6 separate regions of the Homo sapiens genome follow, and all the other regions are linked to region 1. Evidence: chromatin contacts called from ENCODE Hi-C or POLR2A ChIA-PET data. All regions are on one chromosome and are shown on one strand. The core of a region is the stretch at or near the end of the contact, and the rest is flanking DNA. Distances in the headings are between cores, read along the strand shown.

Region 1 (5,217 bases), core at 294-2,793:
TCCGGCAGAAAAGGGATGTTCAGGTCGTTCACCCTCCTGATGTCAGAGCTGCACTTCAATGTAGCAGCTATTGGCCCTGTGTTGCTACTGGCTGCCTGGAATGCGCCTGGTCTGAACTGCGATGTGCTAGAAAGGTAAAATACGAGTTAGTTTCAAAGGTTTAGTTCCATATATATAGACACACTTCATTAATAATTACATATTTCTCACATATTAAAATGACAATATTTTCGATATATTGGGTTAAATTGTTACAATCAATTTCACCTGTTCTTTGTTTCTTTTTAAAAATAGAGCTAAACTCTTTTTAAAGTTTGGCTACAAATTAGCCGGGCATGGTGGCCAGCGCCTTTTATCTCAGCTACTTGGGAGGCTGAGGCAGGAGAATCGCTTGAACCCGGGAGGCAGAGGTTGCAGTGAGCAGAAATCGCGCCATTGCACTCCAGCCCAGGCAACAATGTGAGACTCCGTCTAAAAAAATAAAAATATAAAATAAAGTTTGGCTACTAGAAAATTTAAAATTTACATGTGGCTCACATTTTATGATTTTATTTTATTTATTTATTTTTTTTGAGACAGAGTTTCACTCTTGTTGTCCATACTGGAGTGCAGTGGCGTGATCTCGTCTCACTGCAACCTCCACCGCCCAGGATCAAGCGATTCTCCTGCCCCAGCCTCCCAAGTAGCTGGGATTACAGGCGCCTGCCACCATGCCCAGCTAATTTTTTTGTATTGTTTTAGAGACGGGGTTTCACCATGTTGGCCAGACTGATCTCGAACTCTGAACCTCAGATGATCCACCCTCTTCGGCCTCCCGAAGTACTGGGATTACAGGCGTGAGGTACAGCGCCCAACTTGTGGCTCACATTTTATTTCAGAGAATTGCCTCCTTTTTAAAATCTCAGGCTGCCTGCTCAAAGGACCAGAAGTCAGGAAGGTCACAAAATATAAAATTTTAGAACAGTTGGGCCGGGCGCAGTGGCTCATGCCTGTAATCCCAGCATTTTGGGAGGCCGAGGCGGGAGGATCACCTGAGGTCTGGAGTTTGAGACCAGCCTGACCAACATGGAGAAACCCCGTCTCTACTAAAAATACAAAAAAATTAGCCGGGCATGGTGGCGCATGCCTGTAATCTCAGCTACGCGGGAGGCTGAGGCAGGAGAATCGCTTGAACCCGCGAGGTGGAGGTTGCGATGAGCCAAGATCGCGCCATTGCACTCCAGCCTGGGCAACAAGAGTGAAACTCAATCTCAAAAAAAAAATTTTTTTTAGAACAATTGGGTTATTATATTCTTTTCATTTGTGAATAGCCATATAGCATATTATTTATAAGGGCATATGACCTTATACACAAGATTAAAGGCAAACACCCTCTCGGGTGGGCCTGGCTCAGCTCAGGGAGGAAGCCTTGCCTGAAAAGGCTGCAGCATAGGCTGTCACACTTCATTCAGCCCAGCATCTGATCACATCTTCCGTCCCTCAGGGCCTGAAGGGGCGGGTTTTAACATTATCCAATCAGGGACTCTGAGCTGGGGACAGTTCACTCAGACACGCAGCTGGACCGGACAGGGCGGCTTCCGGGTTTGGCGCGGCCTTTGTCTCTTGCTGCAGCCGGAGCTCCGGTCTCGTCTTCACTGCTGTTTGTCCTCTGCTCCTAGAGGCCCAGACTCTGTGGCTCTGTGACCTGCAGGTATTGGGAGATCCACAGCTAAGACTCCAGGACCCTCTGGAAGCCTAGAAATGGTGAGAGTGCCGTCCGACATCCCGAGAGAGGGGAAGGGCTGGTTGAAACCTGTGGGAAGTGGCTGTGGCGGGACTCAGGACTCCCCGCAGTCATCTCCACAATCTGCGCTCCGAGTTCTCCTTGCCTAGCTCGGCCTCAGTCCCCTTCAGCCATAAGATGGCGGCTGCGCCGACAGCCGGGCCCCCGGGCGTCCTGTCTCTTCCCTGCGCAGTGACTGTGCCCTGGCCTGCAGCCCTCTCTGGGCGGCTCTGCACCGGCAGCGCCGCGCCTCTCCCAGATTGTGCAGGGACCATGGGAGGGTGGTCAGGGGAGAATCCTGACTTGGGGTCGGGTTCATGAATGGGAAGAGCTTTGGTCTGTGGGGTTCCCGGTTCCTATTTTCTCCTATTAAAAATCTGTGGCAGTCATCGCAAAAAATATTAAAGAATTTAATCAAAGAGTGATTCAATAATTGTAGAGCACAAAAGTATGTTTTGTAGTTTGTGGTTCATGGGAGGAGCTTGAAGGAAAGACTTTTTATAAGGTGCATGATGAAGAAAACTATATTTAATAATCGGTTAGGTACATTTACGTAGCTGTTGCTGTTAAGTAGAAAGCCGGGGACTAGAGCCTCCTCAGTGTAATTGCCTGCCACTTAATTATTCTCACACTCCACAGGGGACTGATTTTCCCCTGCATTTTTCACATGCGTTCCAAGCGGGGTCTCAAGTGTACCTCCCAGCCCCATTCCTCCAGCCTAACTCTGGCCTGCAGTTAGATTTAAACTGCAAATAAACTAAAATACTAAATTTCTAGTTCCTTCTGACATTTCCAAATGCCAGCTTGCCTTTCCTAATTCACATTCTCAACTGTTTTTCCTTTAGTGTACATTTTTGATACTGTATTTTAGTTAATCATTTTTTGACAAAGCATTGGATGGCACTTAAAATTGTTTTCTGGTTGAAAATATTTCTCATGAGAAGAAAGCAAAAAATAATTCCCTGACACTGTATTTTATGAAATTTCTATGGCTTTTTTTTTTTTATCTTCCTCAGGCACAGAAATCTTATCAGAATGTTTGTTTTCAGGTGAAGGTTTTTCTTTGGAAACTTTACGGAGTGATGTGTCTTCAGCCACCCTTCAGTTTTTTCCTGGTCCTGGGTTTCAGTACTGTCTGGAGTAAACCAAGATACACATCATGACTTTTTCTGCTAGAGTGTCTAGTGAATATCAGCTCCTGGGTCATTTTTCTCCCTGAGGACAACCTGAGGTATGGAGTGTAGCTTCTCAAGGGAGCAGGTGGATGCCCTGGGGCTGAGAGGCATCTCCTGGCATACTCTTCCTTTGAAAAGCTAACCCCTTGAGACATTAAGATTGTCTTCACCCAACCCAGCTTCCATTTCTTGGAGACACAGTGCTGGTCAGCCAATCAGATGCTGGTATTGAGGGGAAAACACAGAAATAATTTCTGCCCCCTGAATTCTCTAAATTTTGTGGAAAAAAAAAAGTATCCCAAAAGACAAAGAAAAACCTGACCCAAGTGAGATGGTGCAAGAACTTACAAAGTAAAATGCACCTGGGGCATAGTGTAATGTCTCCTGAGAGGGTGGTTATTGAGCACTTAAGGTGAGCAGAATGGGGTGGGTGAATATCAGTCAGACACATCTGTTTTCTTTCTTTTCTTTTTTTTTTTTTTTGAGGTGGAGTTTCACTCTTGTTGCCCAGGCTGGAGTGCAATGGCACGATCTCGGGTCACCGCAACCTCCGCCTCCCAGGTTCAAGCGATTCTCCTGCCTCAGCCACCCGAGTAGCTGGGATTACAGGCATGTGCCACCACACCCAGCTAATGTTTTTGTATTTTTAGTAGAGATGGGGTTTCTCCATGTTGGTCAGGCTGGTCTCAAACTCCAGACCTCAGGTGATCCGCCCGCCTCGGCCTCCCAAAGTGCTGGGAATACAGGCGTGAGCCACCGCGCCCGGTCTAGACACATCTGTTTTCTAATTAGCACTACCACTCCCTGGGTTTGTCACCTTGAAAAGATTTGTTCACTTATGTTGACTTCCATTATTTAACTGTAAATTGCATTTTATTAATAGGACTTGGAAGGTAAGAAAATATTAACAGAGGGCATAAAAGAGGTGGATTTCAGAAAAAATTAATATTAATCATGTATTTTATTTGTGAGAAATTCTCATTTAAGTTTTCCTTTCTTAGAGTAAGTTTAGGAATTTTCTCAGATGTATTTTTTGTGAATATATATATAATCAAATATATATGTATTTATATTTATATTTAATATGGACTCTTGCTCTTGTTGCCCAGGCTGGAGTGCAATGGCACAATCTTGGCTCACTGCAACCTCTGCCTCCCGGGTTCAAGCAATTCTTCTGCCTCAGCCTCCCGGGTAGCTAGAATTACAGGTGGGCGTGCCACCATGCCCAGCTAATTTTTGTATTTTTTGTAGAGAACGGGGTTTCTCCATGTTGGCCAGGCTGGTCTCAAATTCCTGATCTCAAGTGATCCACCCGCCATGGCCTCCCAAAGTGTTGGGATTATAGGCATGAGCCACCGCGCCCAGCCTATTTTATGAGATTTTGGTGCACCCATCACCAGAGCATTATACACTGCACCAAATTTGTAGTCTTTTATCCCTCGTCCCCCTTCCACTCTTCCCCTCAAATCCCCAAAGTCCATTGTATCATTCTTATGCCTTTGCATCCTTATAGCTTAGCTCCCACATAACAGAACATACCATGTTTGGTTTTCAACTCCTGAGATACTTTGCTTAGAATAATAGTCTCTAGTCTCATCCAGGTTACTGCAAATGCTGTTAATTCATTTTTTATGGCTGTGTAGTATTCCATTGTATATATATACCACAGTTTCTTTATCCATTCATTGATTGATGAGGATTTGGGTTGGTTCCATGATTTTGCTATTGTGAAATGTGCCACTATGAACATGCGTGTGCAAGTATATTTTTCGAATAATGACTTCTTTTCCTCTGGGTAGATACCCAATTGTGGGATTGCTGGATCAAATGGTAATCCTACTTTTAGTTCTTTAAGGAATCTCCACAGTGTTTTCCATAGTGGCTTTTCTAGTTTACATTCCCACCAGCAATGTAGAAGTGTTCCCTGTTCACCACGTCCATGCCAACATCTACTGTTTCTTGATTTTTTGATCATGGCCATTCTTGCAGGAGTAAGGTGGTATCGCATTGTGGTTTTGATTTGCATTTCCCTGATCATTAGTGATGTTGAGGATTTTTTCATATGTTTGTTGGCCATTTGTATACCTTCTTTTGAGAATTGTTTATTCATATCCTTAGTCCACTTTTTGATGGGATTGTTTGTTTTGTACTGATTTGTTTGGGTTTGTTGTAGACTCTAGATATTAGTCCTTTGTCAGACGTATAGATTGTGAAGATTTTTTCTCACTCTATGTGTTGTCTGTTTACTCTGCTGACTGTTCTTTTTGCCGTGTAAAAACT
Region 2 (5,217 bases), core at 1,460-3,959, 1.6 Mb after region 1:
AGCGAGACTCTGTCAAAAAAGAAAAAAAAAAAAAAGGGAGAGAGAGAAATTGGTGAGGAGGGCATGACCAGCAGTTCAGTAATGGCAGAGAGAAAGGCAAACAGGGAAAAGGGCTAAAGTTGGAGAGCTAGCCTTACCTCACTCTAAGAGTTGGCTAACCTCACTCTAAGTTTCAGCTCAGGCGTGATCTCAGAGTGTGACCCTTCTCAAAAAATAAAACAATAAAACAATAAATAACATATCAATGCCTAGTATAGAATGAATCTTTTGTGTGTGTGTGTGAGACAGGGTCTTGCTCTGTCACGCAGGCTGGAGTGCAGTGGCACAATCATGGCTCACTGCAGCCTCAACCTCCCAGCCCCCAGTGATTCTCCTGCCTCTGCCTCCTGAGTAGCTGGGACTACAGGTGTGCACCACCACACTCAACTAATTGTTTTATTTTTTGTAGAGACAGGGTCTTGGAATGTTGGCCTGGGCTGGTCTCAAACTTCTGGCCTCAAGCGATCCTCGTGCCTCAGCCTCCCAAAGTACTGGGATTACAAGCATGAACCACCATGCCCAGCAAAATTGATAACTTTTGTATTTCAAAGGACACCACCAAAAAAGTGAGAACACCTTTTGGGATCCTTGTGCACTGTTGTTGGGAATGGAAAATGCTATGGCTGCTAGGAAAAAGAGTATGGCCATTCCTTAAATAAATAATAAATACAAAGTAATCATATGATCCAGGAAGTCTGCTTCTGAGCATACCCTAAAAAACTGAAAGCAGCAACCCACATATTTGTTCACCCATGTTCATAGACATATTATTTACCATAGCCAAAGGCAGAAGCAACCTAGGTGTCCAGGAAAGGATAAATAAGGCCGGGCGAGGTGGCTCATGCGGTAATCCCAGCACTTTGGGAGGCCAAGGTGGGCAGATCTCTTGACCCCAGGAGTTTGAGACCAGCCTGGGCAACATGGCGAAACCCCATCTCTGCTAAAATTACAAAAATTAGCTGGGCATAGTGGCACATGCCTGTAACCCCAGCTACTCAGGAGGCTGAGGCACAAGGATTGCTTGAGCCCAGGAGGTGGAGTGCAGTGAGCCGAGATCACGCCATTGCACTCCAGTCTGAGCAACAGAGCAAGACTGTCTCAAAAAAAAAAAAAGAAAGAAAGATAAATAGATCCAGAAAAATCCAGAAATTTGATATCTACATACAATAGAATACAATTCTATTCTATTGTATGTAGATTTAGGAACTGACTAATTTAGGAACTCTTTAAAAAATGTTTAAATAAAGCATTAAAAAGAAGTAAATTGGGGACAGGCGAGGTGGCTCACACCCCCAGCACTTTGGGAGGCCAAAGAGGGCAGATCACCTGAGGTCAGGCGTTCGAGACCAGCCTGGCCAACATGGTGAAACTCTATCTCTACTACAATACAAAAATCAGCCGGGAGTAGTGGTGGGCGCCTGTAATCCTGGCTACTCAGGAAGCTGAGTCAGGAGAATCACTTGAACCTGGGAGGCAGAGGTTGCGGTGGCTGAGCGCCACTGCACTCCAGCCTGGGCAACGAGAGCGAGACTCCATCTCCAAAGGAAAAAAAAAGAAGTAAATTGGCCGGTGGCAGTGGCTCACACCTGTAATCCCAGCACTTTGAGAGGTCGAGGCAGGAGGATTGCTTGAACCTAGGAGTTCGAGACCAGCCTGGGCAACAGAAGGAGACACACATCTCTACCAAAAATTAAAATTAAAATTAAAACAATTAGCCAGGCCTGGTAGTGCGTGCGTGTAGTCCCAGATACTTAGGAGGCTCAGGTTGGAGGCTTGCTTGAATCCAGGAGTTGAAGCCTGCAGTGAGCAATGATCACACCACTGCACTTCAGCCTGGGCTACAGAGCAAAACCCTGTCTCTTAAAAAAAAAAAAAAGAAGAAGAGGCCGGGCGTGGTGGCTCACGCCTGTAATCCCAACGCTTTGGGAGGCCGAGGCCGGCAGATCACGAGGTCAGGAGATCGAGACCATCCTGACTAACACAGTGAAACCCCGTCTCTACTAAAAAAATACAAAAAATTAGCCGGGCGTGGTGGCGGGCGCCTGTATTCCCAGCTACTCGTGAGGCTGAGGCAGGAGAATGGCGTGAACCCGGGAGGCGGAGCTTGCAGTGAGCCGAGATGCGCCACTGCACTCCAGCCTGGGCGACAGAGCGAGACTCCGTCTCAAAAAAAAAAAAAAAAAGAAGAAATAAATCCTAACACATACTACAAGGTGAAGCTCGAGGACATTATGCTAAGTGAAATAAGCACGTCAGGAAAGGACAAATACTTTATGACGCCATTTACATGAGATTCCCACAGTCAAATTCACGAACTCAGACAATGGAATGGAGGTTGCAAAAGACCCTGAGGGAAGGAGGTGCACGGGGAGTTGTGCAACGAGACAGATTTCAGTGTTGCAAGATGAAAACAATTCTGGAAATTGGCTTCACAATGTGAATGTATTTAACAGTACTGAAGAGAACACTTAAAATGGATGGGAGGCAAAGAACACATTCGGTTTAAACGCAAACGTCCTGGCGGGGACAAGCCGGACTGAAGCCAGGCCAGCTCAACCACGCCCCTTCCTGCTCCGCTGTCACTCAGTGATAAAGAGGCGGGGCCATTGGATCTGTCCAATCAGGACCTCAGCTGAAAAGATGTGAGCGGCGCCACGCTGGGCCTGCGCAGTGCGGACGTCGCCATTCCTGGCCCATGGGAAGATTGCGTTTCACCTGCTCCTGAAGGCCGAAGGTGGCTCTAGCGCATCCTTTGTCGCGCCGTGACCTGCAGGTACTGACAGATCCGTAGGGAGGACACCGTGACTTCCCGGACGCTGGGAAATGGTGAGTGTGCGGGGCCAGTGTCCGAGGGGAGGTTTCTGGTTGGAACCGTCTGTGGCCGAGGCCGGGGACCTCCTTGCAGTCAACTCCGGGGTTTGCAGACCCGGGGGCCACCGCGGGCGCAGTTCGGCCCTCGGTCCTCTCTGTGGGAGCTGGACCCGCAGCCGGGAGCCCCAGCGTCCTGTCCCGTCCCCGCGGGGCGACCTCGGCCCCCGGTCCTGGAGCCCTCTATGGGCAGCTCTGCGCCCGCAGCCCCGCGTCTCCCCGGATTGTTCGGTGACAGCGGGAGGGTCCTGGGGAGATCCCATCTCGGTCTGTGGGGTTTGTGCGTTTAAGAAACCACTTGGTTGGAAACCTTACGATGAATCCACGGGTGCGTTTCCTCACTTGTGAGAACCGAAGCCTGGCTAGGTCCTTGCTGCCGGGGTCAGGTTCCTGTGGCTGTTCAAACGCCCCTGCCCTCATCACCAGGGACTGACCCCCTCTAGTGCTCCCAGCACTCAAGTCTGGGGGTGTTTTTGACCTTCTGAATGTGGGCTTTCTTTTCGAACTGCGGGGAAGGGGACTCCTTATCTTAACTGATCAGAAAGTTTGTGTTTCTTCCCTTTGGACTCCTTGATCAAATATTAATTCTAGCCACCCTTAATTCCAGTTTCCCTTCGCTCTGGGTAATTTTGTTCCCTTGCGTGAATGTGTGCGATTTTTAGTTTCTTTGGTTTCTGGATGGAATTAATTGTGAGCTTGTTCAGGTTCTTTTAAATTTTCTTGTTTGTGTGTGTTTATCTGTGTGGTTTCTACCCAAGAGATTTCGCCTATGTTGGAGTGCCATGATGATGCAAAATCTCTGTATGTCATTTGTTCCGTATATAAGTGGTAAGCATTTTTTTTTGTGTGTGACGGAGTCTCGCTCTGTCGCCCGGGATGGAGTGCAGTGGCGCGATCTCCAGCTCACTGCAAGCTCCGCCTCCCAGGTTCAAGCCATTCTGCCTCAGCCTTCCCAGTAGCTGGGACTACAGGCGCCCGCCACCACGCCCAGCTAATTTTTTTGTATTTTTAGTAGAGACGGGGTTTCACCGTGTTAGCCAGGATGGTCTCGATCTCCTGACCTTGTGATCTGCCCGCCTTGGCCTCCCAAAGTGCTGGGATTACAGGCGTGAGCCACCGCGCCCGGCTAAGTGGTAAGCTTTGAGGTGTTTGTGAGAGTGATGTTTATGACACACACCACTTTGATACATTCTGATTGTAAGTGTATGTTGTGATTTTTTCTTTCCTCGTGTGGTTGTAATAGGTCAGTGTGTTTTTCTCTGAGCAATTAACCAGTGGAAGGTTCCTAAGTCTAGAGTCATTGTGGGTAGTTTTGTTGTTGTTTTTTTTCTTTTTTTTGAGATGGAATCTCACTCTGTCGCCCAGGCTGGAGTGCAACGGCATGATCACAGCTCACTGCAACCTCTGCCTCCCTGGTTCAAGCAGTTCTCCTGCTTCAGCCTCCTGCATAGCTGGGATTACAGGCACCCACCACCACACCCGGCTAATTCTTTTATTTTTTAGCAGAGATGGGGTTTCACCATGTTGGCCAGGCTGGTCTTGAACTCCTGACCTCAGGTGGTCTGCCTGCCTCAACCTCCCAAAGTGCTGGGATTACAGGCATGAGCCACCGCGCCTGGCTGATTGTGGGTATTCTTTTGATGCTGATATGTCAGTTTGGGTACCATATCTAGTTTGGGTACCCTATCCTGAAAGGTGTAGTATATAGTTTTTCAGAATTGGAATACTAATTATTTTTGTATAAAATAATCAATAAATAATGGTTTTTCTAAGGTGGTTATTTGTAGATTATATCTTTTATCTGTCTGTGTACTTGGGTCAAAAGCTAGTTGTGAGTCTCCTCATCTTAATTCAAGTAGGCTTAATATACGTGACCTTGAATCTTCACATCCTGATGGTTTGGATGTATCCAGTTGAACTACAGCTGCTTTATGCCAGTGTTTTGTAAATAATTTTCCTGATTGTATTGGGTTTCTTTTTTTATATTTTCTTTCTTCTTTTGAGATGGAGTTTCACTCTTGTTGCCCAGGCTGGAGTGCAATGGGGTGATCTCGGCTCACCGCAACCTCCGCCTTCCAGGTTCAAGCGATTCTCCTTCCTCAGCCTCCCTAGTAGCTGGGATTACAGGCATGCGCCACCACGCCCAGCTAATTTTGTATTTTTAGTAGAGACAGGGTTTCTCCATGTTAATCAAGCTGGTCTCGAACTCCCAACCTCAGGTGATCCGCCCGCCTCAGCTTCCCAAAGTGCTGGGATTACAGGCATGAGCCACTGCGCCCGGCCTGTATTGGATTTCTTATGTTATTCCAA
Region 3 (5,217 bases), core at 1,594-4,093, 1.5 Mb after region 1:
GTATTTCTCCTAATGCTGTCCCTCCCCTAGCCCCCCAATCCCCTTTTTTGGAACTTTTTAAAGAGTTTTTGAACTCTTGGACATCAGAATTTTACACACTGTATGCACTTGAAAAAATGCTTATGGGGGAAAAAGCAGAAGAGAGAAAGATATTATAAAAAAAAGTTCATGAGTGCACAAGACCAATGCAACAGAATAGAGAGCCCAGAAATAATGCCACCCTCCTACCATCATCAGATTTTTGGCAAAGCTGATAAGAGAAATGTGGAAAGAATTCTCCATTTAATAAATGGTGCTGGAATAACTAGCTAGCACTATGTAGAAGACTGAAAGTGGACCCCTTCATTACACAATATACAAAATCAACTCAAGATTAATTAAAGACTTAAATGAAAAACTTAAAATTGTAAGAAACCTTGCAAGATAACCTAGGAAGTACCATTCTAGACACAGAAACTGGCAAACACTTCATGATGAAGCTACCAAAAGCAATTGCAACAAAAGCAAAAATTGACAATGGGACCTATTTGAACTAAAGAGCTTCTTCACAGCAAAGGAAACTATTAACAGAGTAAACAGACAACCTACAGAATAAAAAAAATTTGCAAACTTTGCCTCTGACAAAAGTCTAATATCCAGAATTTATTAAGAACTTAAACAAGTTTACAAGAAAAAAAAAATCTCATTAAAAAATAGGCCAAAAAAACATGAATAGATGCTTTTCAAAAGAACATATACATGTGGCTAGCAAGCATATGAAAAAAAAAAAGCTCATCACTAATCATTAGAGAAATTAAGAGAAACCACAATGAGATACCACATCACACCAGTCAGAATGGCTATTTTTAAAAAGTCAAAAAATAACAGATGCTGGCAAGGTTGCAGAGAAAAGGGAATGCTTATACTCTACCTCATAATTGGGTATATACCCAAAGAAATATAAATTATTGTATTATAAAGATACATTCATATGTATGTTCATTGCAGCACTATTCACAATAGCAAAGACATGGACAGGCCCTATCAGTGGTAGACTGGATAAAGAAAACACGGTATGGTCAGATGCGGTGGCTCATGCCTGTAATCCCAGCACTCTGGGAGGCTGAGGCAGGTGGATTGCCTGAGCTTAGAAGTTTAAGACCAACCTGGGCAACATTGCAAAATCCTGTCTCCACAGAAAATACAAAGAGAAAAATTGGCCAGGCGTGGTAACACCAGCGTGTAGATCAAGCTACGTGAAAGGATGAGGTAGGAGAGAATTGCTTGAGCCAGGGAGGTTGAGGCTAAATAAGGCTGCATCACTCCACAGCACTCTAGCCTGGGCAATAAGTGACACTCTGTCTCCAAAAATAAAATAAAATAAAAGATTTAGTAAAAACAAAATATGGTACATAAATATCATGGAATACTCTCTGGCCATTTAAAAATAAATGATCATGTCCTTTGCAATAACATCAATAAAGCTGTAGACCATTATTTCAGAAAACTAATGCAGAAACAGAAAACCAGACATTCGCCATCACACCCAGCTAATTTTTGTACTTTTAGTAGAGATGGGGTTTCCCCATTTTGGCCAGGCTGGTCTTCAACTCCTGACCTCAAGTGATCCATCCACCTCGACCTCCTGAAGTGTTGTTATTACAGGCGTGAGCCACCGCGCCCGGCCCCATAAATTTTTAATAGGAGAAAAGGGAAACTGTGAACCCTGACAGATATAATAGATTCCTCTTCAAGGGCCTAACTTTCTTGTTCCTTGTTCTTAGGACCAACTTTTTTGTACCTCTTTGTACCTAGACACCCGCTCCGTAAACAACCCAAACCGCCTGTTCCAATCTGCGACCCGAACCCCTTCCTTATTTGGAAAGTAGCCAATCGGGTCAGCCTAGATTGTGAGGTCAGACCCCGGCCAATGGGGGAAGGACACAGAGGCAATAACGGCGTTTAGGGTTAAAAACCCCTTTCAAACTGGGAGGCCGAGGCGGGCGGATCAACTGAGTTCGGGAGTTCAAAACCAGCCTGACCAACATGGTGAAACGGCATGTCTACTAAAAATACAAAATCAGCCGGGTGTGGTGACGCATGCCTGTAACCCCAGCTACTCGGGAGGCTGAGGCAGGAGAATCACTTGAACCCGGGAGACGGAGGTTGCAGTGAGCCGAGATCGCGCCATTGTACTTTAGCCTGGGCCACAAGAGCAAAACTCCGCCTCAAAAAAAAAAAAAACCTTCCTTCCTTTCTTCTGTGTGCTCTTGCGATCAGGTCGGACGCGAGCAGCACTCTTCTTCAGAAGTAAATATGCCTTCCTGTGAAATTTTCTAAGTGCTGGGTAGTTTTTTGTTTTGTGTTGTTTTGCGGCACCAAGCGCTTGTTTCTAACAACCTCACGGACCAAAGCTCTTCCCATTCATGAACCCGCAGGGAACCGAGTCAGGATTCTCCCCTGACGACCCTCCCGTGGTCCTTGCATGATCTGGGAGAGACGCGGTGCTGCGGGTGCAGAGCTGCTGAAAGAGGGCTCCAGGCCAGGGCACAATCACTGTGCCGGGCCCCGGATGTCACCGCAGCCGCCATCTTATGGCTGAAGGGGACTGAGGCCGAGCTGGGCAGGGAGAACTCCGGCGGCAGATTGTGGAGCTGACTGTGAGGAAGCAGAGTCCCGCCAGAGCCACTTCCCACCGTTCCAAACAGCCTCTCCCCTCTCTCGGGACGTTGGACCCGGCACTCACCATTTCTAGGCTTCCAGGGGTCCCGGGGTTTAGCTGTGGCTCTCCCAATACTTGCAGGTCACACGGCCACAGAGGACGGGCCTCTATAAGCACAGGACACAGAACACTGAGGATAAACCTGGAGCTCCCGCTGCAGCGAGAAACAAAGGCCCCCAGAAACCATGTGGTTCGCTCCAGCTGCGTGCCTGATTGGACGGTTTCCGGCCCAGCGTCCCTCATTGGATAATGCCTAAGGCCCCGCCTCCCCAGCCGCTGAGTGACAGATGTGATCAGATACTGGGCTGAGTGAAGAAAGAGTGACAGCCTAGGCTGCAGCCTTTTCTTTCTTTCTTTCTTTCTTTCTTTCTTTCTTTCTTTCTTTCTTTCTTTCTTTCTTTCTTTCTTTCTTTCTTTCTTTCTTTCTTTCTTTCTTTCTTTCTTTCTTTCTTTCCTTTCTTTCTTTCTTTCTTTTTCTTTCTTTCTTTCTTTCTTTCTTTTCTTTCTTTTTTCCCCCCACCGAGACGGAGTTTCCCTCTTGTTGCCCAGGCTAGAGTGCAATGGCACGATGTTGGCTCACCGCAACCTGCACCTCCCGGGTTCAAGCGATTCTCCTACCTCAGCCTCCCATGTAGCTGGGATTACAGGCATGCCTCACCACGCCCGTCTAATTTTTTGTACTTTTAGTAGAGACAGGGTTTCTCCGTGTTGGTCAGGCTGGTCTCGAGCTCCCGATCTCAGGTGATCCGCCCGCCTCGGCCTCCCAAAGTGCTGGGATTACAAGCGTGAGCCACCGCGCCTAGCCTAGCTGGAGCCTTTTCAAACGGCTTCCTCCCTGAGCTGAGCATCCCATCCCAGAGCATGGGAAAATTCTATCTCATATTCTCTCTCTTTTTGAATGTATTCAAAAGGTGAACAGAAGTACTTTGCTGTCATATTAATAATACATGAAATGTTTGTTCAAGAGAAAGTCAACTTTTACTTTGGTAATAGTGTATTATCAATACTAAAGCTAATTTTAATAAGACCTTGTAAAGCCAGGTGCGGTGGCTCAGGCCTGTAATCCCAGTACTTTGGGAGGCTGAGGAGGGCAGATCACTGGGTCAGGAAATCGAGACCATCCTGGCTAACACGGTGAAACTCTGTCTCTACTAAAAATACAAAAAATTACCCGGGCGTGGTGGCATGCACCTGTGGTCCCAGCTACTCAGGAGGCTGAGGCAGGAGAATGGCTTGAACCCAGGAGGCAGAGGTTGCGGTGAGCCAAGATCGCACCACTGCACTCAAGCCTGGGTGACAAAGTGAGACTGCGTCTCCAAAAATGAATAAATACATAAATAAAACCTTGTAAATAAACAAAATTTGTCATTTTTGACCTCTCGAGATTTACATATATAATTTGTAATCTCCTGTAATTTTTTAACTATATTTTATTTATATCTACATTCTTTTTATTTTTTCAGTTTGAAACAACCTTTAAGTAATTTCAAACTGTTATAGGAGATAGAAAGAAATCATTTAGGGACAGGTGCGTTGGCTCACGCCTGTAATCCCAGCACTTTGGGAAGCCAAGGTGAGTGGAATACTTGAGGTCAGGAGTTAAAGACCAGCCTGGCCAACACAGTGAAACCCCATCTCTACTAAAAATACAAAAAATTAGGCGGGCGCGGTGGCGGGCGCGGTGGCGGGCGCCTGTAGTCCCAGCTACTCGGGAGGCTGAGGCAGGAGAATGGCGTGAACCCGGGAGGTGGAGCTTGCAGTGAGCCGAGATTGCGCCACTGCAGTCCAGCCTGGGCGATAGAGCGAGGCTCCGTCTCAAAAAAAAAAAAAAAAAAAAAAAATTAGCCTGGCGTGCTGGTGCACATCTGTAGTCCCAGCTACCACGGAGGCTGAGGCAGGAGAATCGCTTGAACCCAGGAGGCGGAGGTTGTGTAAGGCCCAAGGGGTTCACCTGGCCCTTTGCCTAGACAGAGATGATTCATCAAGACAGGGGAATTTGTGGAGGAAAAGTTAAATATTAAATTTGAACTCAATTAAACGTGGACACAAACAATTGTCACGAAGTCCTGGAACAGGTTGTGTGAGCCTTCTGAGTTGTTCATTCAGAGCTGTTTCAGTGATATCTCTATTTCAATCTATTTCTATACATTAGTTATTGAAAAACAATAGACAATCACAAAAGCAAGTTGACCTTTTTGTGTTCCTTGTGCCCAGTTGCGGAAGGCCCTCGTGACTGGACCTCCTGCCAAACAACTCGTTACAAAAAACTGAGGGTACCAGACTGCGCCAAAGCTTCATGAGACCTGTCCTCATCTGTGCAGAAATGAGTGGCCGACTCTGGAACCCAGGCTGTTGCTTACCACCTTGGTGGTGAAACCTCCATACTCTAGTGAGTGTAAATATATATATATATATATATATATATATCTTTTCCTTTCTCCTCTTCCCATTGCAATTTGCTTATTATATCAATGTGGTTCTTATATCAATATGCTTGTTATATTGATCTGTTTATT
Region 4 (5,217 bases), core at 1,325-3,824, 1.4 Mb after region 1:
CTGGGATTACCAGCACTGGTAATCCCAGTGCTGGCCTCCCAAAGGCATAAGCCACCGGGCCAGGCCTAAAATAAAATATTTCCTAATCAAACTTTACTTAGGTTTATCTCCCTTCCTCAGGCTCCTGAACTTTGAGCTACCCTCACTCTGAGTCAACATACAGCCCCACTTTACATCCCTCCTAAGAACATGCTGATTTCAGGGTAAGACATTCTCTGATGTAAAATCTGACTTTTTCACCCTCCATTTGCCATTCCCCTCCCACCTCCTTTCTAATCTTGTTTGCTCCTCCCTAGGGAGAAAAGCCCTTTTCTGCCTACATTTTTGCAAGCCATAAAGATTTTAGAGTTAGTTGGTACTTCCTCCTGTTGTAATACTTTTTTGAAATTCATCTTTTACATAAATTAACGTTTTTATTTTACAAAGTCTAAAATGTTCCTCAAAACAATAACAACTTCATCGTCAGTAAGATCCTCCCAAAGGCCGGGCGCGGTGGCTCACGCCTGTAATCCCAGCACTTTGGGAGGCCGAGGCGGGTGGACCATGAGGTCATGAGATCGAGACCATCCTGGCTCACACGGTGAAACCCCGTCTCTATTAAAAAAATTTTTTTTAATTAGCCGGGCGTGGTGGTGGGTGCCTGTAGTCCCAGCTACTCGGGAGGCTCAGGCAGGAGAATGGCGTGAACCCGGGAGGCGGAGCTTGCAGTGAGTCGAGATCGCACCACTGCACTCCAGCCTGGGCGACAGAGCGAGACTCCATCTCAAAAAAAAAAAAAAAAGATCCTCCCAGTTTCCTTTCATCTTAACCTTAACTGCATCTGCTTGTGGGGCCCCAGCTTTCTGGGGCTCTGTACCTTCTCTCAGAATAACGCCTCCTTCCATGGCTCCGGTGAATAGGCTGGGACATCTGCAGGGGAGGCTCCCCAGAAAAAGCTAAATAGGACTTTATAAACTCCTGTTGGCTGGGCCCTGTGGCTCATGCCTGTAATCCCAGCACTTCAGGAGGCCAAGGCAGGCAGATCACCAGAGGCCGGGAGCTCGAGACCAGCCTGACCAACATGGAGAAAACCCGTCTCTACTAAAAACACAAAATCAGCCAAGCATGATGGTGCATGCCTGTAATCCCAGCTACTTGAGAGGCTGAGGCAGGAGAATCGCTTGAACCCAGGAGGTGGAGATTTCAGTGAGCCATGATTGCGCCACTGTACTCCACCTGGGCAACAAGAGCAAAACGCAAAACTCTGTCCAAAAAAAAAACCTTCTGTTTTAGGCTTAATATTAGCCTTAGCTTGGAGTCACTAGGCTCAAGCTTTGTCATGTCAGAGTTATTCACTTGGTTTTTGAAACTCAGTGTTTGAAAAATCCGTGAAATTACTCAAACACAGTATTTACATAAGGGAAGGAAATTTTAAGATGTCTATTTTTTTTTTAAGACGGAGTCTCACTTTGTCACCAAGGCTGGAGTACAATGGCAAGCTCTCGGCTCACTGCACCTCGCCTCCCAGGTTCAAGCAATTCTCGTGCGTCAGCCTCCCAAGTAGCTGGGATTACAGACGCCTGCCACCAATCCCGGCTAATTTTTGTATTTTTAGTAGAGACGGGGTTTCACTATGTTGGCCAGGCTGGCCTAGAACTCCTGACCTTGTGATCCACCCGCCACGGCCTCACAAAGTGCTGGGATTACAGGCATCAGCCACCGCGCTGGGCCAGGAAGGGGATTTAACCCTAACGCAGTTCCGGTTTTTGTGTCCTTCCCATATTGGCTGAGGTCCCACCGCACAATCTAAGCTGATCCTGGTTGGGCTAGACACAAACTTTTTCCATATAGGGTAAACGCGCGATGTTTTGAGAAAAGGAGAATGGGGAAAAAGAAGGGGTAGGGTTGATTTACAATTTTTACAACTTATGACCAGGAAGTTGAGTCTCTGAAGAGGAACTTAGCTGCCCTAACAACTCCTCAAGTGATCCGCCCGCCTCGGCCTCCCAAACTGCTGCGATTACAGGAGTGAGCCACCTTGCCCAGCCCCATAAATTTTTAATAGGAGAAAAGAGAAACTGTGAACCCAACCCACTAAAGCTCTTCCCATTCGTGAACCCGCACTCCGAGTCAGGATTCTCCCCTGACGACTCTCCCGTGGTCTCTGCACAATCTGGGAGAGAAGCGGCTCTGCGGGTGCGCAGCTGCCCAGCGAGGGCTCCAAGCCAGGGCACAGTCACCGCACAGTGAAGAGACAGGACGCCTGGGGGCTGCGCTATAAGCGCAGCCGCCATCTTATGGCTGAAGGGAACCGAGGCCGAGCTGGGCAAGAACTCCGGCGCAGATTGTGGAGCTGACTAAGGGGATACCTGAGTCCCGCCACCGTCACTTTCCACCGGTTCCAACCAGCCCCTCCCCGTCGCTTGGGATGTCGGACCGGCACTCTCACCATTTCTAGGCTTCCAGGGGTCCTGGTGTCTTAGCTGTGGATCTCCCAATACCTGCAGGTCACAGGGCCACAGAGGCTGGGCCTGTAGGAGCACAGGACACAGAGTAGTGAAGAGGAGACCTGGAGCTCCGGCTGCACCGAGAGACAAAGGACCCGCCAAACCAGAAGCCGCCCTGTTCGGTCCGGCTGCTTGCCTGATTGGACGTTTCCAGCCCAGCGTCCCTGATTGGATAATTCTTAAGGTCCCGCCCCCTCAGGACCTGAGTGACAGAAGATGTGATCACATGCTGGGCTGAGTGAAGAAGAGTAACAGCCTAAGCTGCAGCCTTTTCAGCCAGGGCTTCCTCTCTGAGCTGAGCCACGTCCACCCCAGAGCATGGGAACATTCTCTTTTTTACTCTCTCTTTTTGAATGTATTGAAAAGGTGAACAGAAGTATTTCGTTGTCATATTAATAATACCGTTGGAAGTAAAGTGTTTGGTGTCGCAAAGTGAAACCAGTACTCAGGCAAAAGTTTTTTTAGTAAGGCAATTTACTTCTGCAAAAGGTTTTTGTTTGCATTAATCACGATCGCAAGAGCACCCTGAACAAAGGAGGGAAGGGGTTTTTATTTTTAACGTAAAGTCTCTTCCTCTGTGTTACTCCCCCATGGGCTAGGGTCGGACCCCACAATCTAAACTGACCCGATTGGCTATTTGTAAATATTTTTCCAAATAAGGAAGGGAAGGGGCATGTATAAGTCACAGTGGTGGGACGTGTGGTTTTGAAGGGTGGGAAGGCTGCAGAGTGAGTAATCAAGGGAACAGATGTGAATTATTGATTAGAGCTGTTGGGAAGGAAGGTTGTTACAGTAACTAGGGGCAAGGAGGCATGGAGAACAAGCAAGTTGAGTTTGAGAACAAAGAACAAGAAAGTTAAGACTAAACCTTTGAAGAGGAATTTTATTGTATTTTACAATTTCCCCCTTTTAATTTTTATAATTAAAAAAAAACCTTTTTTTTTGAGATGGAGTTTTTGCTCTTGCTGCCTAGGCTGGAGTGCAATGGCACGATTTTGGCTCACTACAACATTTGCCTCCCAGGTTCAAGCAATTCTCCTGCCTCAGCCTCCCGAGTAGCTGGGAGTACAGGCATGTGCCACCACGACCAGCTAATTTTGTGTCTTTAGTATAGATGGGGCTTCTTCATATTGGTCAGGCTGGTCTCTAACTTCTGACCTCGGGTGATCCGCCCGCATCAGCCTCTCAAAGTGCTGGGATTACAGGCGTGAGCCACTGCGACCACACGCTTTTTAAAACTTTTTAAACATACCTTTACTTTGTTGTTTGACTTGATCTTTTAAAAGGAAAAGTTTATCTGAATAAGGTGGAGGAGAACTAAGGGAGGTTTTCGTAAGTGTCGTTTTTATAAGTCTTTGTACTAGCCCACAGATGCATGGTATGACACAACACCCAACAAGAATTAGTACACCTATTACAACTATAAGAGAAGTAAGAATTGAGGCTATGACTTTTTTTCGTTTACTGAACCACCTCTCTAGCCATTCTGAAAACGTGTTATTGACCCCAGAATTTTTAGCTAATTCATTGGATAAAGTGGTAAGTTCGTGTAAGGCCCTTCTTATGTTCCTATTGGGGGCAGTATTGTTTGGGATGAAGGTACAACATTTGAGTTTTAATCATAACACAAACTCCACCTTTTTCAGCTAATATTATGTCCAGGGCCATTTTGTTTTTCTAAGTTATCTGGCTAGTAGGCCTTAATTGGTTGGCTATTTCTTTGACAGCATTTCTGGTGTAATTAATAAACTAATATTGATTATAATAGATGTGATTTATCTATCTAATCTACATTTTTATTAATAGTTACCCGTGGAAATATTGATTTAAATCCTGCAGCTATTTGATCTTGGGCTTTGAATTCATCAGGTACCACCCGTGGGACTCCAGTTGTGTCTAAATAAACTTGAAAGTCAAAAGACACATAAGGGGCTTCTCTTATTTTACAGTGTTGTGGTTTTTCTTTTTCTAGTCGATGAAATGCCAGAGTGAAAGGGATAGCCAACTGGACAACAGTGCAAGTGCCGTTCCAGTTACTTGGCAGAGTGTCCAGTAAGGGTCCACCACAATACCACCATATATTTGCTCAAAGATGAACAAGGGAAGACTGACTGGTAAGATCTTGGAAAGGCTTAAGCTCACTGTATCCCATTAAGTCTCCAAGAAATGCCAAGTTTTCCCCTTGTCGTGAGAGACACGAGGTAAAATTGACGCTAGGAGATGGAGGCTGGATGGCTCTTGGGGCCTGACCCACAGGGTGTTGGACTTTAAGAAATAGCAGAGAGAGAGCTCAGCAGGATTTATTACCCTAGGCTGTGGGGTCTTGGAAAAGAGCTACTATACAGTTTATGCCTGGTCAACTAGAAGACCATCTGAGTGGGAAAGGGACAATTTGGGCCTCTGGCTGGCCGCGTGCACAAGCATAACAATTGCTTTTGCTTAATGTGTGCACAGAATATTTGATCCATTTTAACCAGGCATTTGTATCTTGGTATCTTGTTTTAATTGTTAAAGTTTGCCTTAAATTAGTTACTTTTACAATATCTATTTTAGTCTTATCACTGGGCATAGAAGATATGACAGTCTGGTTAGAAAAGAGCTTAGAAGAGAGGGGAGTGAAGAGCATGAGGGATGATTAGACGCATTTTGAAAGACCCTATGAGATTTGTGCCAGCCAAGTTGGGTCTTATGCCATAGAAGCAGCTCAAATCAAAGTGGGGTTAGGATCCAT
Region 5 (5,217 bases), core at 785-3,284, 1.3 Mb after region 1:
TTTGGGATGTGATTTTGTTTTCAGCAAGGTTCTCCCCTGAGAATGATGCTCACCGGGACCAGGGCACACAGCACAGTGCCCTGTGCATAGTATACACTGAGCACACATGGAACCAGGTTCAATCAGGAACAAAGCGAGTAGCAGAGGTTGGTTCTGCAAAGTATAGTAAGTGGGAAATGAGTTAAGATTGTAAGGTCACAACTCAGCAGCAAACGTTTTTACATGCATTTGAAAAACCATTTATAACTAATTCATCAAAACTGTTGATGAAGGCCAGGTGCGGTAGGTCACACCTGTAATTCCAGCACTTTGGGAGGCCGAGGCGGGTGGATCACGAGGTCGAGAGATCGTGACCATCCTGGCCAACATGGTGAAACCCTGTCTGTACTAAAAATACAAAAAGTTAGCGGGCGTGGTGGCAAGCGCCTGTAATCCCACCTACTTGGGAGGCTGAGGCAGGAGAATCGCTTGAACCCGGGAGGCGGAGGTTGCAGTGAGCCGAGACCGCACCATTGAACTCCAGGATGGGCAAAAAGAGCAAAACTCTATCTCAAAAAAAAAAAAGAAAAAGCTGTTGGTGAAAAGCAGTAGTTTGGGTACTTGGCTACACACTGTAATCACCCTGAGAGCTTTAAACCATATTGTTGCCCAGATCCAACTCCAAGGATTCTAATTTAATTGGTCTGTTGCAACTTGGGCTTCAGGGATTTTAAGTTTACATCCTGCCCCGCCCCTCCAGTCATTCTCCACACCCCCCGCCGCCACCACCACCCTCCCCACGAAGTCTCACTCTGCAATGGCGCGATCTCGACTCACTGCAACCTCCGCCTCCCACGTTCAAGCCATTCTCCTGCCTCAGCCTCCCGAGTAGCTGGGATTACAGGCGTGTGCCACCATGCCCGGCTAATTTTTGTATTTTTAGTAGAGATGGGGGTTTCACCATGTTGGCCAGGCTGGTCTCGAACTCCTGACCTCAGGTGATACGCCCGTCTCGGCCTCCCAAAATGCTGAGATTATAGGCGTGAACCACCGCTCCCAACCCCGCAGGTGATTTTTATTTGCCAGGGGTAAGAAGCACTGGATCTGATGAAGAATGCATTAGCTGTGAGTGATTTTCATGTATGCTGCCGGGATTTGCCCCATGGCAACTCTGGAGACTGGGGTTTTAGAAAACATCCTTGCCCTGTTAAAAATTAGAAGATGACTTCAAGACATACTCAGCTGCTTGGCTAAATTGCAGAAAGAGAAAATGCCTTCTTCAGAGATCTTTTTTTTTTTAAACTTGGTTTCACTCTGTCACCCCGGCTGTAGTGCAATGGTGTGATCGTGGCTCACTGCAGTCTTGGTCTCCCAGGGTCAAGTGATCCTCCCGCCTCAGCCTTCTGAGTAGCTAGGACTGCAGGCGTGCACCACCAGACTTGGCTAAATTTTTAATTATTTTTTGTAGAGATGGGATCATCGCTATGTTGCCCGGGCTGGTCTTAAAACTCCTGGCCTCAAGTGATGCTCCCGCCTCAGCCTCCCTAGTTGCTAGAACTACAGGCACAGGCTACCACGCCTGGTTTCTTTTTTAAAATGTGGCTACTAGAAAATGTAAAATTCATATGTGCTTCACAGTTTATTTCTTAGAGAATTGCCTCCCTTGCGACATCTTAGGCTGCCTGCTCAAAAGACTGGAGGCTAGGAAAATGATGAAATCTGAGATTTTAAAATAATTGTCATTATATTGTTTCCATTTGTGAATAACATATGTATACTATTCACAAATAAAGATAACTTTATATACAAAGTTAAATGCAAATGTTCCCCAGGAAGGGCCAGTTTCCAATTCAGGAAGGAAGCGCGCCAGAAAAGGGTTCAGGAAAAACCTGTAACTCTTGCCTTATTCAACACATTCTCAGATCACGCCTCCTGTCACTCATGACCTGAGGGGGCGGGGCATGGAACTGTATCCAATCATGGGCGCTAGAGTGGGAACTGTCCAATCAGGTGCGCAGCCAAGGTAGAGGGGGCGGTGTCCTGGAGCTGGCGGGGCCTTTGTCTCGCTCCAGCCAGAGCTCAGGGTCCATCTTCATTGCTTAGTATCCTCTGCTCTAGTAGTTCCCGGTGACTGTCGCAGCCTCTGTTGCCCTCTGACTTGCAGATGCTGTGAGATCCAGAGCTAAGACTCCACGACATCCCGGAAGCCGAAAAATGGTGAGTGTGCCAGGCCGCGCATCCCGAGGTGGGGGCAGGGCTGGTTGAAACCGGCCGGAACCGGCAGTGACGGGACTGGGGCCTCCCAGCTGTCAGCTCCGGAGTCTGCGGACTGGAGTCCCCGGCAGGCACAGCTCGGCCGTCGATCACCTCCGGGCACAGGATGCGAGGTGGGCCAGCAGCCGGGACCCTGGGCGGGCATCCCGTTCCGTTCTCCCGCTTCCCGCCCGGAGCCCACCCTGGGAAGAGCCGCGCGCGTTCTTGCGTCTGCCCCGACTGCGGGGACAATGGAAGCGTCCTCAGGGCAGAGTCCAGACCCCGTGTGTGGTTTGTGCGTGGGAAGTGCTGTGATCCCGGGGGTCCTCAGTCTTTTCCTTCTCCTGTTTAAAAACTATGGGAGTCACCTTTAAAATGTTGAAAACTTATTGAAGTTAACAGTGATTTATGCTCAGAGAGCACCCAGCCACGGTTTGTGGTTGGGGGTCCAGCCGAAGAGCTTGAAGGAAAGTTTTTTATAAAGTGCAGGATGAAGCAAACCGAATTCAGTAACTGACTCGTTCCAGTTATGTAGTCATCTTATTTAGACTATTCAGGTTGTCATTGCCTGGTTATGTAATCAGAAGTTAATTGAAGGTTTGTGGTTGCTTAAATCTGAAAAATCTGAATTTTGTTTCCCCCTAAGGTAGCAATTTACAAGAAATGTATTTGCCTTTGATTTTTTTTTTTTTTAATGTAGGAACTCAGGGTACTAGAGCCACCTCAGTCTAACTGCCTGCTATTTATTTAACACTCCACAGAAGTGGTTTTCTCTTGGATTTTCCAAATGTGTGACAAACAGAATCTCAAAGCTACCACTCTGTTGCCCCAGCCTAACTCTGACTTGCAGTTGAATTTTAAATTTTCAGTTCTTTCCTGACATTCTTCAACACCAACTTCCCCTCTCTAATTCACAACATTATCAACTATTAGTCCTTTTTTGTACATTTCAGACACAGTATTTTGATTGATCATTATTTCAAAGAGCAGCGGATGGCACTTTTTAGAAAAAGAATTGTTTTTCATTTGCAAACATTTTACAGGAGATGAAAGCAGAGAATAATCCCAACACTCCACCATGAAAAAAAAAAAGACCAAAAAACAAAAACCTTTGTGCCAATCTCCCTTTAATCTTTCCTAGGCACAGACACCTTATCAGAATGTTTTTGGGTTGAGGTTCCACTTTGGAAACTTCACAGGGCAATGCATCCTCAGCCACCCTGTGTTATTTTCCTGGTTTTGAGTTTCAGAACTGTCTGGGGATGACATGAGATGCCCACAGTGGCTGTGTCTCCTGAGGTGTCTAGTGAATATCAGCCCCTGGGCCATCTCCTCTCAGGGGCAACCCTGCCAGGTATGGGAATGTGGCCTCTCTGTGGAGTGGTTGGTGCATTGTGCCTGGGAGAAATCAGGTATACCTTTCCTCTGAAAGCAAATCCATTAGGACATTAAGATTTTCTTCCCCAACTCCCAGTTTCCATTTCTTAGAGATACAGTGCTGGCCAGGCAATTTGGATGCTAGTATTGAGGAGAAAATTTTCTCAGATTGGTGAAGAGAGAAAAAAAATATCCCCAAGGACAAGGAACACCCAACCCAGTGAGGCAGTGCAAAAACCTGCAAAGCAAAATGCATCTAAGGGACACAGTGGGGCACAGCACAGTGGCTCTTGGTAGAATGGTTATTGTCCACTTCAGTGAGCAGGATGGGGCGGGAAAATGTCCCAAATGATAGAATGGCTTGACTTGACATCTGAGTCAGATATGTCTGTGTTCCAATCAGTATTGCCGCTTCCTGAGTTTGTCACCTTGGAAAGATTTCTTTGCTTATTTTAACTTCAGTTTTTAATTAAGTGTAAATTATCAGTAGAGCTTGAAAGGTAGTCTGTACTGGCAACCTGGTTTTTTCACCAACCCAGGCTTCTGTGCCACCTGATTATAGTCTCATCTGCCTGCATGGACACAGGAAGAAGTCAGAGCATAGCCTCTCCTGGGACACAATCTATAGCATGAACCAGTCCTTCCGTAACCCTGCACTGTCCCACCCATGGCTTCTAGATAGCAACTTTCCCTCGTTTGCCTTTTAGTTCCCCCACAAACCCTTTTTTTATGTGCACACAGTGTGCCCAACGCCACCCCTCAGTTGTCAGATGTCCAGTAGTTCAAGACCATGGGCCTAGACCTACCTTTTGCAGAAGCAAATACAAATTAGAAATAAGGGGCTTCATTCCCCCACTTGAAAATGAGGGAAGACATTTTGTTCTTTTGCCTTTTCCTGAAGGATAGAATTTAGAAAACTTTTATTATTGATTGATTGATTTTTTTGAGACAGAGTCTCACTCTTTCACTTAGGCTAGAGTACAATGGCATGATCATAGCTCACTATAACCTTGAACTCTTGGGCTTAAGCAGTCTTGCTACCTCAGCCTCCCAGTTACCTAGGACTATAGGCATGCACCAACTTGCCTAGCTAATTTTTTTTTTTTTTTTTTTTTCTTTTTTTTTTATAGAGACAGCATCTCACCATGTTCCCGGAACTGGTGTCGAACACCTGGCCTTAAGAGATCCTCCTGCCTTGGCCTTCCAAAATGCTGGGATTACAGGCATGAGCCACCATGCCCGGCCTAGAAAACTTTTATATGTACCTTTTTTCTCTGCTTCTTCAAAATATATGTAAATCTTTTTTTTTTTTTTTTTTTTTTTGAGATGGAGTTTCACTCTTGTTGTCCAGGCTGGAGTGCAGTGGCACAATCTCGGCTCACTGTAACCTCTGCCTCCTGGGTTCAAGCAATTCTCCTGCCTCAGCCTCCCGAGTAGCTGGGTTTACAGGTGCCCGTCACCACACCTGGCTAATTTTTTGTATTTTTAGTAGAGACAGGGTTCCACCATGTTGGCCAGGCTGGTCCTGAACTCCTGACCTCAGGTGATCTGCCCACTTCACTCCAGCCTGGGCAATAGGAGCAAAACTTTGTCTCAGAAAACACGAAG
Region 6 (5,217 bases), core at 138-2,637, 1.3 Mb after region 1:
TAAGACCCATCCAGTTTCCTTTCATCTTAATCTTAACTGCATCTGCCTGGACAAACTCCATCTCAAAAAAAAAAAAAAAACCCTCCTTTTGCAGGCTTAATATTAGCCTTAGCTCGGAATCACTAGGTTCAAGCTTTAATTTCCATGCCAGAGTTATTCACTGGGTTTTTGAAACTAAGTGTTGGAAAATACAGTGAAGTTACTAAAACACAGTGTTTACATAAAGGATGGAAATTTTAAGATGCTTACTTTTTTTTTTTTTTTTTTTTTTGAGGACTCTCCCTCTGTCGCGCATGCTGGAGCGCGATGGAGGGATCTCAGCTCACTGCAACCTCTGCCTCCCGAGTTCAAGCAATTCTCGGGCCTCAGCCTCCCAAGTTGCTGGGATTACAGGCGCTTGGCACCACTCCAGGCTAATTTTTGTATTTTTAGTAGAGAGAGGTTTCACCACGTTGGATAGGCTGGTCTAGAAATTTGACCACGTGATCCGCCCGCCTCGGCGCCCCAAAGTGCTGAAATTACAGGCAGGAGCCACCGCGCCTGGCCGGGAAGGGGTTATTAGCCCTAATGCAGTTCTGTTTTTGTTTTCCCTCCATTGGCTGGGGTCAGACCGCACAATCTAAGCTGATCCCGGTTGGCTTACACTCAAGCTTTTTCCAAATCGGGTAATGCGCGATTTGTGAGAAAAGGAGAAGGGAGAAGAAGGGGTAGGGGTGATTTACAACTTTTCCAACTTATGACCAGGAAGTTGCGTCTTTGAAGAAGAACTACGTTGTACTAACAACCCTTTACCTCAAGTGATCCGCTCGCCTCGACCTCCCAAAATGCTGGGATTACAGGCATGAACCACAGCGACCGGCCCCATAAGTTTTTAATAGGAGAAAAGAGAAACTGTCAACCCCATGGACCAAAGCTCTTCCCATTCATGAACCTGCACCCCGAGTCAGGATTCTCCCCCGAGAACCCTCCCGTGCTCCCTGCACAATCTGGGAGAGACGCAGCGCTGTGGGTGCAGAGCTGCCCAGAGAGGGCTCCAGGCCAGGGCAGGGAAGAGACAGGACGCCGCGGGGCCCGGCTGTCGGCGCTGTTGCCATCTTATGGCTGAAGGGGACTGAGGCCGAACTGGGCAAGGAGAAGTCGGTCGCAGATTGTGGAGCTGACTGCGGGGAGGCCTAAGTCCCGCCACAGCCACTTCCCATCGGTTCCAACCAGTCCCTCCCCTCTCTCGGAATGCTGGAAAGGCACTCTCACCATTTCTAGGCTTCCGGGGGTCCCTCAGCTGTGGATCTCCCAATACCTGCAGGTCACAGGGCCACAGAGGCTGGAGAAGAAGACACGAAGCAGCTAAGACCAGATTTGGAGCACCAGCTGCAGCAAGAGACAAATGGCCGCGCCAAACCCGAAAGCCTTCCTCTTCGCTCCAGCTGCCTGCATGATTGGACGGTTTCCAACCCAGCGTCCCTGATTGGATAATGCTTAAGGCCCCGCCTCCTCAGTCCCTGAGTGACAGAAGATGTGATCACATGCTGGGCTGAGTGAAGAAAGAGTCACAGCCTCAGCTGCAGCCTTTTCAGGCCGGGCTTCCTCCTTGAGCTGAGCCAGGCCCACCGGAGAGCATGGGAAAATTCTTTTTTACTCTTTCTCTTTTTGAATGTATTCAAAAGGTGAACAGAAGTATTTGGCTGTCATATTAATAATACAAAAAATTTTTGTTCAAGAGAAAACTTTTACTTTGGTAATAGTGTATTATCAATACGAAAGCTAATTTTAATAAAACCTTGTAAGTAAATCAAATTTGTCATTTTTGACCTCTCGAGACTTACATATACATCATATATATTTTGTAATCTAATGTAATTTTTTTAACTTTTTATATTTTATTTTTATCTACATTCTTTTTATTTTTTCAATTTGAAACAACTTTTAAGTAATTTCAAACTGTTATAGGAGACAGAAAGGAAATCATTTAGGGCCAGGCGCGGTGGCTCACGCCTGTAATTCCAGCACTTTGGGAAGCCAAAGAGGGCGAATCACTTGAGGTCAGGAGTTCAAGACCACCCTGGCCAACACGGTGAAACCCCATTTCTACTAAAAATACAAAACCTTACCTGGGCGTGCTGGTGCACACCTGTAGTCCCAGCTACACCGAAGGCTGAGGCAGGAGAATCTCTTGAACCTAGGAGGTGGAGGTTGTGTAACCGCCCAAGGAGTTTACCTTGCCCTTTGCCCAGACAAAACCAATTCATCAAGACAGGGGAATTTGTGGAGGAAAAGTTAAATATTTAATTTGAACTCAATTGAACGTGGACACAAACAATGGTCACCAAGTCCTGGAAGAGGTTGTGTGAGCCCCTTGAGGCGTTCATCCAGTGCTATTTTAGAGAAATCTCTATGTCAATCTATTCAATCTATTCCTATACATTCGTTATTGAAAAACAATAGACAAGGCCGGGCGCGGTGGCTCACGCCTGTAATCTCAGCACTTTGGGAGGCTGAGGCGGGCGGGTCACGAGGTCAGGAGATCAAGACCATGCTGGCTAACACGCTGAAACCCCGTCTCTACTAGAAATACAAAAAATTAGCCAGGCCTGGTGGCAGGCGCCTGTAGTCCCAGCTAGTCGGGAAGCTGAGGCAGGAGAATGGTGTGAACCTGGGAGGCGGAACTTGGAGTGAGCCGAGATCGCGCCACTGCACTCCAGCCTGGGCGACAGAGCGAGACTCCGTCTCAAAAAAAAAAAAAAAAAAGAAAGAAAGAAAAAGAAAAACAATAGACAATCACAAAAACAAGTTGACCTTTCTGTGTTCCTTGAGACCAGTCATGAAGGGCCCTGGTGACTAGGCCTCATGCTGAACAACTCGTTACAAAAAGAGCTAGGTTCCCAGACCGCGCAGAAGCGTCATTATACCTCTCCTGGTCTGTGCACCGATGGGTGGCCAACTCTGGAGCCCATCCTGTTGCTTTCCGGTCTGGTGGTGAATCCTCCATAGTCTGGTGTGGAGTCAAAGTTAAATAATAAATTTGTGCTAATTGAACGTGGACACAAACAATGGTCACCAAGTCCGGGAACAGGTTGTGTGAGCCCCTAGAGGCGTTCATCCAGCGCTGTTTCAGAGAAATCTGTATTTCAATCTATTCCTATACATTCGTTCTTGAAAAACAACAGACAATCCCAAAAACAAGTGACCTTTTTGTGTTTCTTCAGCTCAGTCGCGAAGGGTCCTCATGACTAAGCCTCGTGCCAAACAACTCATTACAAAAGAGCTAGGGTCCCAGACTGCGCCAAAGCTTCGTGACAGCTCTCCTCACCTGTGCACAATTGTTAGCTTGCTATTGGACTTTACTGGAAACAAAACACCTCTGCTTTAACCATGATGTCTTTATGAGGCCTAAATTTCCTGTTATGATTTAGGTCACGAGTTCCCTCAAAATCCACAGGAGGCCAAGATGTGTGGATCACGAGGTCAGAAGTTTGAGACCAGGCTGGCCAACATGATGAAACCCCATCTCTACTAAAAATACAAAAACTAGCCAGGTGTGGTGGCATGCATCTATAATCCCAGCTACTCAGGGGGCTGAGGCAGGAGAATCACTGGAATCCCAGGAGGCAGAGGTTGCAATGAGCTGAGGTCTCACCACTGCACTCCAGCCTATGTGACAGACTGAGACTCCATCTCAAAAACAAACAACCGAAAAACATAACCATTTCTGATGAAGAAAGGGGTGGGAGCAGCCAGTTAACTGAACTAGTAGACATCCTCTGAGCTCTTCGAAAGGAAGGAAGAAGGATTTGTCACTTGTATACCAACTCTTGCTCAGTAGCAAATGGTCTTACTACCTGGATGCCCCAATGACAACAAAACAAATGGTTAATTGGGAATAAAGAGGTATGGGGAAAACAATACTGGGAAGATACATGAATTCTGGTACACACTACCATTATCATTGTTTTCCTGTATTAATTAATTTATTTTTTTTGACACGGAGTCTAGCTCTGTCACCAGGCTGGAGTACAGTGGCTCAGTCTCGGGTCACCAGGCTTGAGTGCAGTGGCTGAGTCTCAGCTCACTGCAACCTCTGCCTCCCAGGTTCAAGTGATTCTCCTGCCTCAGCCTCCCGAGTAGCTGGGATTACAGGCATGCACCGCCACGCCCAGCTAATTTTTGTACTTCTCTAGTAGAGGCGGGGTTTCACTGTGTTCACCAGGGTGGTCTCAATCTCCTGACCTCGTGAACAACCCACCTCAGCCTCCCAAATTGGTAGAAGTACAGGCTTGGGCCACCACTCCTGGATCTGTTTTCCATGATGATGCTCATGCATCTCTGCTTTTCTTGACAGACTATTTAATCAGCAGGAAGATCGACAGGCCAAAATTTCCACCATAAATGCAAATTTGAATGTGGATGAATGGATTACAATGTGTTCAAGCCTTGCAATGAGAGGCATTATAGTGTTTGGTGGTATAATTGATGGTGATTACTGGGGAGAGTTAAAGGTTGTTTTATACAATACCACTCCAGATTCTTTTGCTATAAAACCACAAATGTGGGTTGCTCAATTATTAGTGGTACCTTGTCAACAATTAACCCCTGAGGAAATCTCTGTCCCAACAGAGGCTACATACAGAACTCGGGGATTCAGATCCACTGGTTCATGTAGCTTAAATCCTGGAGCCAATATATGGGTACAGCATCCATCAGATCCCACCCCTAAGTCTGGTGACCTTGTAGCTGTGAAAACAGAAAATGAAGGCATAGTACAATTTCCTAAAGATGAAAAACAATATGATGTTCCTATCCTTTTTTGTTATTACAGGGAATAATCTATCTACTAATGGTCAGCACCTGTGTCTTTGTGTCTGAGGCCAAGAATAAATTCATGAACTGGGTAGCCACCGCTGCAATAGAAGCCAATCACAGACAATGTTTTCTATACGTCGAGTTGCCAAAGGCCGCCAGGAATGGGCTACCTTGGAGAATCATCCTGACAACATTTCTGAATGGCTATGTAGTTACCAACGGGGTCACAACAACACTTGTAGTCCAACCTGTACTTCCTTTGACCACACTAAGCAATCTATCTTTGCCCAAGTCAGACAAAAGGTGAACTCCACATTCTCCTTTCATCAAAAGCCTTGGTATCCTGCCCAATATTCCTGGAATGGTATATTTTGGAAACCAGCTGTGCTGGTGCCTGGATTCCCTATAGCCCCCGCTTAG

What was found. Hi-C counts contacts between places; a loop is a spot of excess contacts on that map. ChIA-PET counts read pairs that join two places held with the same protein, here RNA polymerase II (POLR2A). Pooled maps may share reads with other maps.
Region 2: a loop to region 1 is called in a pooled map, with 6 times the contacts of the local background. The contact joins the promoter of ZNF14 here to the promoter of ZNF708 in region 1. A Hi-C loop is called at or near these places in 1 of 37 single-sample maps with no recorded cell type and 4 of 50 pooled maps. POLR2A ChIA-PET finds 5 or more read pairs at or near these places in 1 of 52 experiments (CD4-positive, alpha-beta T cell).
Region 3: a loop to region 1 is called in a map with no recorded cell type, with 10 times the contacts of the local background. The contact joins the promoter of ZNF253 here to the promoter of ZNF708 in region 1. A Hi-C loop is called at or near these places in 3 of 37 single-sample maps with no recorded cell type and 6 of 50 pooled maps. POLR2A ChIA-PET finds 5 or more read pairs at or near these places in 3 of 52 experiments (CD4-positive, alpha-beta T cell, activated naive CD4-positive, alpha-beta T cell and naive thymus-derived CD4-positive, alpha-beta T cell).
Region 4: a loop to region 1 is called in a map with no recorded cell type, with 16 times the contacts of the local background. The contact joins the promoter of ZNF93 here to the promoter of ZNF708 in region 1. A Hi-C loop is called at or near these places in 1 of 37 single-sample maps with no recorded cell type and 7 of 50 pooled maps. POLR2A ChIA-PET finds 5 or more read pairs at or near these places in 2 of 52 experiments (activated CD4-positive, alpha-beta memory T cell and activated naive CD4-positive, alpha-beta T cell).
Region 5: a map of B cell shows a loop between it and region 1 (11-fold over the local background). The contact joins the promoter of ZNF682 here to the promoter of ZNF708 in region 1. A Hi-C loop is called at or near these places in 1 of 168 maps with a recorded cell type or tissue (B cell) and 11 of 50 pooled maps. POLR2A ChIA-PET finds 5 or more read pairs at or near these places in 4 of 52 experiments (CD4-positive, alpha-beta T cell, activated CD4-positive, alpha-beta memory T cell, activated T-cell and 1 more).
Region 6: a loop to region 1 is called in a map with no recorded cell type, with 4 times the contacts of the local background. The contact joins the promoter of ZNF90 here to the promoter of ZNF708 in region 1. A Hi-C loop is called at or near these places in 1 of 37 single-sample maps with no recorded cell type and 1 of 50 pooled maps. POLR2A ChIA-PET finds 5 or more read pairs at or near these places in 1 of 52 experiments (CD4-positive, alpha-beta T cell).

Annotation. Positions count from the first base shown.
Region 1 is chr19:21,325,736-21,330,952 of GRCh38, reverse strand. ZNF708 (zinc finger protein 708) reads left to right here and starts at 1,543. Exons shown (of 4, transcript NM_021269.3): 1 at 1,543-1,743. The coding sequence starts at 1,741. RefSeq lists a silencer at 1,230-1,451 and enhancers at 698-1,686, 1,571-1,750, 1,791-1,990, 3,079-3,600.
Region 2 is chr19:19,730,604-19,735,820 of GRCh38, reverse strand. ZNF14 (zinc finger protein 14) reads left to right here and starts at 2,709. Exons shown (of 4, transcript NM_021030.3): 1 at 2,709-2,865. The coding sequence starts at 2,863. RefSeq lists a silencer at 3,054-3,203.
Region 3 is chr19:19,863,508-19,868,724 of GRCh38, reverse strand. It overlaps ZNF253 (zinc finger protein 253), which reads right to left and starts at 2,843. Exons shown (of 4, transcript NM_021047.3): 1 at 2,726-2,843. The coding sequence starts at 2,728. It overlaps LOC124904664 (a long non-coding RNA gene), which reads left to right. Exons shown (of 4, transcript XR_007067169.1): 1 at 1-2,289; 2 at 4,916-5,090. RefSeq lists an enhancer at 2,383-2,812.
Region 4 is chr19:19,898,303-19,903,519 of GRCh38, reverse strand. ZNF93 (zinc finger protein 93) reads right to left here and starts at 2,574. Exons shown (of 4, transcript NM_031218.4): 1 at 2,429-2,574. The coding sequence starts at 2,431. RefSeq lists enhancers at 823-1,372, 1,921-2,470, 2,005-2,604.
Region 5 is chr19:20,036,322-20,041,538 of GRCh38, reverse strand. ZNF682 (zinc finger protein 682) reads left to right here and starts at 2,034. Exons shown (of 4, transcript NM_033196.3): 1 at 2,034-2,196. The coding sequence starts at 2,194. RefSeq lists an enhancer at 1,688-2,264.
Region 6 is chr19:20,074,170-20,079,386 of GRCh38, reverse strand. ZNF90 (zinc finger protein 90) reads right to left here and starts at 1,387. Exons shown (of 4, transcript NM_007138.2): 1 at 1,252-1,387. The coding sequence starts at 1,254. RefSeq lists an enhancer at 965-1,444.